Regions from separate parts of the Homo sapiens genome. Here regions 1 and 3 are each linked to region 2. A link is an interaction called in ENCODE POLR2A ChIA-PET data of the cell type or tissue named here. Cell type or tissue: HepG2. All regions are shown on one strand.

Region 1 (2,500 bases), 230 kb before region 2:
CCTCAGCTTTTACAGATATACTTGTACAAACAAAATTTCTAAACACACAGCACTACCTCGCAAACATCAAGGATAGCAATATGTTATTTGCTTGGGAATGACATCTGATCATCTAACTGTTACAGGATCCTTGGTGTGTTGCTTTTCTGGCTGGAAAGCTCTGTGGCCAGTGGTGCCTTTGCCTGAGTTTTGCTCAGGCCTGCTGGGCTTGTTCCGGCCACTCAGCCTGGCAGGCTGTGCTAGGCTTACACTACCAGCCTGGATCCCATGTCTGTCAAGGGTGAGCCAGGCATGGAGCAGCAAGGGGTGTGTGAGAAAGCAAGCGTGGGTTCCGGCCACTGCACACAGTCAGGCATGCTGGCTGCTGCAGTGAGGCAGGTAGCTCCAGGTGCCTGCACAGGCCCTGGCTCTCTGCCAGGCTGCAGCTGGACCAGGTGCACCGCAAGCAGCTTCCACAGCTGCCACCAGGGAATGTGGTGACATTCGGAAGCTTGGAGACTTCAGTAACCACAGGGCCCCAAAGAGGGAGTCACAGCCCTGGCTCAGGGAGCTCCCAAGCTTGGGTTCCCCAAAGGGCTGCAGCTCTTCTCTCCTTCTCTTCACTTGCAATGTGGCAAGCAAGGGGCATGTTTCAGCCTTGTTTGTGTCACAGCTCTTTCAGCCCTGCCATTTGGCAGGTCCCGAGTTCTTGTCCTGCATCCAGGAAGAATGAGGTATGCAGACAAGTGGAGGGTGAGCAAAGTGAAGAGGAGCTTTATGAGTGACGTAATAGAGGAGGGCCTGGGGTGGGTGGCTCCTCTCTACAGGCAGGTTGTCAAATCGAGTATTCAGCTCTCAGCAGAGAGGCGGCCCTGGAGTGAGCAGCTCCTCTCTACAGCTGGTCATCTCAGCGTCTGCAGGTCTCAGCAGAGAGGAGACCCTGGAGTGGGCAGCTCCTCTCTGCAGCTGGTCATCCCGATGTCTGCTCAGCTCTAGCTGATCCCAGGGCTTTTACAGGCCTCAGAGGAGGGGAAGCATGCACCGACTGGTGCATGGACAGCCATGGGCAGGCTGAGAAAAGGCACCCCAAGTTCCCACTACAGTCCATGGGACTGGTGGCCTGGCCCCCCAGCCTTCAGGCCCTTCCTAGCCTGAAGGTGGAACCTCATCGGGGACCTGGCCTCTTCTGCTCAGGAACGTGTTTGCCTCCTGCTATTCATGGTGCCCAAGCTGTAGGTTCCATGGGGTGTCTGCAGGCCAGCATTGAGCTGCACACATCCCCCATCAGCTTACTTCCTATGTTTGTCAGTGCCCAAAGTCCAGAGGGGGCCAAGGCGGCAGGGCACTGGTGTGTCAGCACTGCCCCGACTTTGCTCTGAGATTGGAGTGGGTGCTGACAGCAGGGAAAAGCCAGGCAGTAGGAGCAGGCATTTCCAGGGCTGTAAGGGAGGGGGGCCTTCCCAAGCACGAGGATGCCTGGGTCCGTAGCCACAACTCGGGTAGCTACAGCTGTGCCTGCAAGGGGGGAGCTCCTGCCTGCTCCATGGAGCAGAAGGCCCAGGTCTGCAGCCATAACTTGGGCAGCTGCACCTTGGGAGGCCCACCCCACCAACTCGGAAGGGGTGGGGCTCCCACTTGTCCCCGGCTCCTACAGGCTCCACGGAGTATGCAGCCCTGGCAGCACCACCCTGCTGCAGCCAGCATGATGGCAGCAGCCACTCCAGACAGGCCACTGATGCCATCATTTTCCTGGACAGCAAACGCTCCGAAAGCAGGCATAAGGTTTTTGTTTGTTTGTTTTTTTGAGACAGAGTTTTGCTCTTGTCGCCCAGGCTGGAGTCCAATGGTGAGATCTCAGCTCACTGCAACCTCTGCCTCCCATGTTCAAGCAATTCTCCTGCCTCAGCCTCCCGAGTAGCTGGCATTACAGGCACCCAGCCAATGTTTGTATTTTTAGTAGAGACGGGGTTTCACCACGTTGGCCAGGCTGGTCTCAAACTCCTGACGTCAGGTGATCCACCTGCCTTGGCCTCCCAAAGTGCTGGGATTACAAGTGTGAGCCATCGCGCTTGGCCAGCAGGCCTAATGTTCTTATCTCATCTTTATATTTCAAATCACAGAATATATTTAATACATGTTTGTGAAATAGACAATAATATTTCAAATTTGAGAAATAAAATAGGTTTTCAAAGCACAATCTCTTTTAAAATTCTTTAGGCCATGAAAGATTGCATTACTGCACTCCAGCCTGGGCAACAGAGCAAGATCTGTGAACTACAAATAGTTCACTTTAAAGATTTGACTCTACCTAGTCTCATCGATTACTCCTTGATACTCCAAGGCAGGATTATCTAAATGCTGAAGACTGCTAGTTGTATCCCAGAAAAAAGTAAGCACACATTCTAGCTACTATTTTCTAATATCCTTAAAAAAAAAAAAATCACGTGGAAAGTCATGGCTAAAAGCTTTCTTCACAGAGGTCATTCTCATAATAATGCTGAGAACTGAGCTCACAAATCCA
Region 2 (2,500 bases):
CAACATGGTGAAACCCCATCTCTACTAAAAATACAAAAATAGCCAGGCATGGTGGTGGGTGCCTGTAATCCCAGCTACTCGGAGGCTGAGGCAGAAGTGGCTTGAACCCAGGAGTCGGAGGTTGCAGTAAGGTGAGATCGCACCACTTCACTCCAGCCTGGGCGACAAGAGTGAAGCTCTTTCTCAAAAAAATAAAAGAATAGGGCAGGCGCGGTGGCTCAGGCCTGTAATCCCAACACTTTGGGAGGCTGAGGCGGGTGGATCACGAGGTCAGGAAATAGAGACCATCCTGGCCAACATGGTGAAACCCTTTCTCTACTAAAAATACAAAAATTAGCTGGGTGTGGTGGCATGTGCCTGTAATCCCAGCTACTTGGGAGGCTGAGACAGGAGAATCACTTGAACCAGGGAGTCAGAGGTTGCAGTGAGCTGAGATTGTGCCACTGCATTCCAGCCTGGCTACCGAGTGAGACTTTCTCAGAAAAAAAAAAAAAAAAAAAAAAGAAGGCCGAGCGCAGTGGCTCACGCCTGTTATCCCAGCACTCTGGGAGGCCGAGGCTGGTGGACTGCCTGAGATCAGGAGTTCGAGACCAGTCTGGCCAGCATGGTGAAACACTGTCTCTACTAAAAATACAAAAATTAGACAGACATGGTGGCAGGCACCTATAACCCCAGCTACTCAGGAGGCTGAGGCAGGAGAATTGCTTGAACCTGGGAGACATAGGTTGCAGTAAGCCGAAATCGCACCATTGCACTCTGGCCTGGGCAACAGAGTCAGACTCCGTCTCAAAAAAAAAAAAAAAAAAAAAAAAAAAAAAAACCCAAAAAACCAAAGATTTCTAAAATGCTTCTGGGTGCAGAGTCTCAAATATTGGAATCTGAGACTTTTTTTTTATTTACAGACATTAAAGTCACAAGAAATCTGAAATCAATATTGTTCAAAAAATTCAGGCTATATATTTGTTGAACTTAGAAGTCTTCCAGTTCAAATCCTTTATGTTAAAGAAATAAACACTGAAGACAAAAGCTCTTTGTTAGCAACATACCCAAGGACAAATAGCTTGTTAAGTGCAAACCGAGGACTTTAACCTGGGTTTCCCAACTTGTTCTTGTTTCCTTCCTACTAAATCATTCTCATACTTAAAACGCTTATTTGCCTACAAAAATTCAATTCAGCTGGGTGCTCATGCCTGTAATTCCAGCACTTTGGGAGGCTGAGGCGGGTGGATCACCTGAGATCAGGAGTTCACAACCAGTCTGGCTAACATAGTGAAACCCCATCTCTACTAAAAATACAAAAATCATCTGGGTGTGGTGGTGGGTGCCTGTAATCCCAGCTACTTGGGAGGCTGAGGCAGGAGAATCGCTTGAACCCGGGAGGAAGAGGTTGCAGTGAGCTCAGATCATGCCATTGCACTCTAGCCTGGGCGACAGAGCGAGACCCTGTCTCAAAAAAAAAAAAAAAAAGAAAAGAAAAGAAAAAGAAAATTCCATGGCCTCATGAGAGCTTGTCAGAGAATGATTTATTTCAGGATATAGGCCAAATCGAGAACACAAAAGAAAAACAACACAGGTATATAGATAAAATGTATCTTATTGGCTACAAAACAAGAGGCTAACATGGAGCCAAAAACAATAAACAAACTCATGGAGTTTTTTCTTATGTTCAAGTTTCTCTTCTGAAGGCTAAATGTTGTTATATTTTACACCCTGATATATAGGTCTTTCTAGTTTGAAATATGCTTGAGTTTAGTGTGAAAAGCAAGATGAATTCCATCTCAGATTGTGAAACATAAATAAATTTATTCATGGCTGTTTTAAATGGAGTGGTCTAAAAGATGCAGCTTCAGGAATAGAAAGGTCCAGAAAGGGATGGAGAGTTTAGTTAATTTTAGAATATAGAGAAATACTAGAAGGTAAAACAGCTAGAATATTTTCTTTCTTTTTTTTTTTTTTTTGAGATGGAGTCTCACTTTGTTGCCCAGGCTGGAGTGCAGTGATGTGACCTCTGCTCACTGCAACTCCTCCTCTCGGATTCAAGCGATTCTCCTGCCTCAGCCTCCCAAGTAGCTGGGATTACAGGTGTGTGCCACCATGCCCGACTAATTCAAATTATTTTATTTCTAACATTCCTTCCTTCTGAGCAAATGACATGGTTATATAAAGCTTCTGGGCACGAGCTATTATAAACTATCAAACGATGAATTGTTTGGCTGAACAAGACCAGTTAGACACCTCTCCTACCATTTTGGGTAAAAGAAGGGATAAGGAACTTGTTAAAGTCATAAAGCAAATTATATGCATTTAATATCGAGACTTCACTTCTTTCAGTGATTTTATACTGTGTGGTTTGAGTAAGCCATATAATATATGTACAATATAAGAACAAGGAGCAGCCAAATAAAAAGGACTATTAAATTAGCAACTATACCAGCACTGAGGTCTCTTTTTCAACCAAACATCCCCTTTAGGTCAAAATTTGTTTTTTTTTCCCTAAAGA
Region 3 (2,500 bases), 250 kb before region 2:
TTGTCTTTTTTTTAGAGACTATGGTGCTATGTTATGTTATGTTATGTTATGTTATCCAGGTTGACACTGATCCTCCCACCTTATCCTTCCAAGTAGCTGGAACTACAGGCACATACCCACTTTGCCTTGCTGTCTTTGCTGTTGACACGGAAGAATTTTTTTTTGTTTTGTTTTTGAGACAGTCTCGCTCTGTCACCCAGGCTGGAGTGCAGTGGCGCGATCTAGGCTCACTGCAAGCTCCACCTCCCAGGTTCACGCCATTCTCCTGCCTCAGCCTCCCGAGTAGCTGGGATTACAGGTGCTGGCCACCATGCCCGGCTAATTTTTTGTATTTTTAGTAGAGACGGGATTTCACCGTATTAACCATGATGGTCTCGATCTCCTGACCTCATGATCCGCCAGCCTTGGCCTCCCAAAGTGCTGGGATTATAGGCATGTGCCACCGCGCCCGGCCGATATGTAAGAATTCTTAAGACCCTTATGAGAGATATGATCTGAAAATATTTTCTCCCATTTTATAGGTTGTCTTTTCATTTTCTTGCTAATGTCCTTGGATGCACAAAATTTCTAATTTTTATTAAATCCAATTCATCTATTTTTTTTCTTTTGTTGCTTGTGCTTTTGGGGTCATATCTAAGAATCCAATGCCAAATCCAAGGTCACGAAAGATTACTGTTTTCGTCTAATAGCTTTATGGTTTTAGCTCTTATATTTAGTTTGTTGGTTGATTGTTTTGAGTCAGTTTTTATATATAATGTGAGGTAAGGGTAAGTTTTAAAATTGAGAAGTATAAATCCACCAATTTTGTTCTTCTTTTTTCAAGAACATCCACGAAGGGCTATTAAGGGCCCCTTGCAATTACAGATGATTTGAATATTGGCTTTTCCATTGCTGCAAAAAGGCCATTGAAATTTTGATACGGCTTGCAATGAATCATTTGTAGATCACTTTTAATATTGACATCTTAACAATATTAAGTCTTCTAATCCATGGAACATCTTTCCATTTACACAGGTCTTTAATTACTTTCAGCAACGTTTTGTAGTTCTCAGGGTACAAGTCTTTTACTTCCTTGGTTAAATTTACTCCTAGGTATTGTATCCATACAACTCTAAGGCATCATCATCATCTCTTGGCTTTACTTTATTATAACTCTTCCAAAGCACCAGAGGTATCCAAACTATAATTGAATACTCCTCTTACACTGATATTTATCAACCTCACTAATCCAAACCACTTCTACCCAGGTTTTCCAAAGGTTACTTTGAAATAATTCTTCTGTAAATAGGATGAGTCAGCTAGAAGATTTCTGCTTAGCAAAGCCAACTGACAGACACATTTAGGTTCTCATTTGCAATTTACATTTGTATCACATGAAAGAAACTGAGATGATCACAATTTTAAAGAAATCATTTCTTCCGAATCATTAGGCTAAAGTGGTTTCTAATTTTGTCTACACTAAGCAGACTAAGAAACATTTTCAATCCAGACATTCTGAATAAATTAGCTGGCCTCAAAGGAAATCATTTCCTTGGATGTAAATTACAAGTCCAATGAAAGAAACTTCATATTTCTTTAGAGATAAATGAATATATTTTCTCTTAAGATAATGCTCAGTTACAACAAGAGCAGAGTTTTCAAGAGATTCAAAGGACCTTACTGACCATAAAACAAACTTACACTAGTCATATAATGATATAAATATTTGACTATCCATTTTGGTTGTGTTATTCTGCTGTCAATTCAAATTCTGTAATGTTCTTGTATCTATACCTATTTTCACCATAGTTCAAGGCCTAATTGCCTCTTTTCTGGACATAATGACCTTGTAACTGGTTTTCCTACAGTGAATCTCTATCAGTTCTGATTCATCACATACAATGTTTTCGTACTTATCAAAGCACAGCTCTATGTCACATCTTCTCCAGCTTGTCCTCCATTCAGAATCTCAAGCTTCCTATGCTCTAACCCCAAATCTTGCCTCCCTCCTACAGTATCCTTACATGCTGCTTACATGTAGGACTACTTCCTGATGGCCTACCATTTCCCATCCCTGAGGCTTTGCATTACTATTTTCTTTTTGGGTTTTTTTTTTTTTCTTTTTGAGACAGAGTCTTGCTCTGTTGGCCAGGCTGGAGTGCAGTGGTGTGGTCCTGGCTCACTGCGGCCTCTGCCTCCTGAGTTCACGCGATTCTCCTTCCTCAGCATCCCAAGTAGCTGGGACTGCAGGCGCCCGCCACCACCCGGGCTAATTCTTTGTATTTTTAGTAGAGACGGAGTTTGACCATCTTGGCCAGGCTGGTCTCAAACTCCTGAGCTTAAGTGACCCACCCACCTCGGCCTCCCAAAGTGATGGGATCACATGCGTGAGCCATCGCGCCCGGCCTACCTTCCCTTTTCTTCTCCCATGGCCAAGCACCTGAAAAAGTAGTCCCCTGAAAATGCCAATTTCAGCATGAAGACTTTTTTTTTTTCTGAGACAAGTCTCCCTCTGTCGCTC

What was found. Peaks named below come from ENCODE experiments on the same cell type or tissue, not always from the same donor. Only the 100,000 strongest peaks of a DNase experiment are listed, where the experiment ranks them.
Region 1: POLR2A ChIA-PET joins it to region 2 with 5 read pairs; 4 of 35 experiments call an interaction of 5 or more read pairs at or near these places.
Region 3: POLR2A ChIA-PET joins it to region 2 with 5 read pairs; 4 of 35 experiments call an interaction of 5 or more read pairs at or near these places.

Annotation. Positions count from the first base shown.
Region 1 is chr1:52,304,713-52,307,212 of GRCh38, reverse strand. The region is part of intron 13 of ZFYVE9 (zinc finger FYVE-type containing 9); the gene reads right to left. Among named protein-coding and RNA genes, the nearest start is that of CC2D1B, 60 kb to the left of the region's middle. In HepG2, a CTCF peak has its summit at 476; DNase peaks (open chromatin) are centred at 832 and 1,302.
Region 2 is chr1:52,078,840-52,081,339 of GRCh38, reverse strand. All of the region lies in intron 3 of BTF3L4 (basic transcription factor 3 like 4), which reads right to left. Among named protein-coding and RNA genes, the nearest start is that of BTF3L4, 24 kb to the right of the region's middle. In HepG2, no CTCF peak of the experiment used is centred here; a DNase peak (open chromatin) is centred at 1,099.
Region 3 is chr1:52,327,578-52,330,077 of GRCh38, reverse strand. The region is part of intron 13 of ZFYVE9 (zinc finger FYVE-type containing 9); the gene reads right to left. Among named protein-coding and RNA genes, the nearest start is that of CC2D1B, 37 kb to the left of the region's middle. In HepG2, no CTCF peak of the experiment used is centred here; a DNase peak (open chromatin) is centred at 1,267.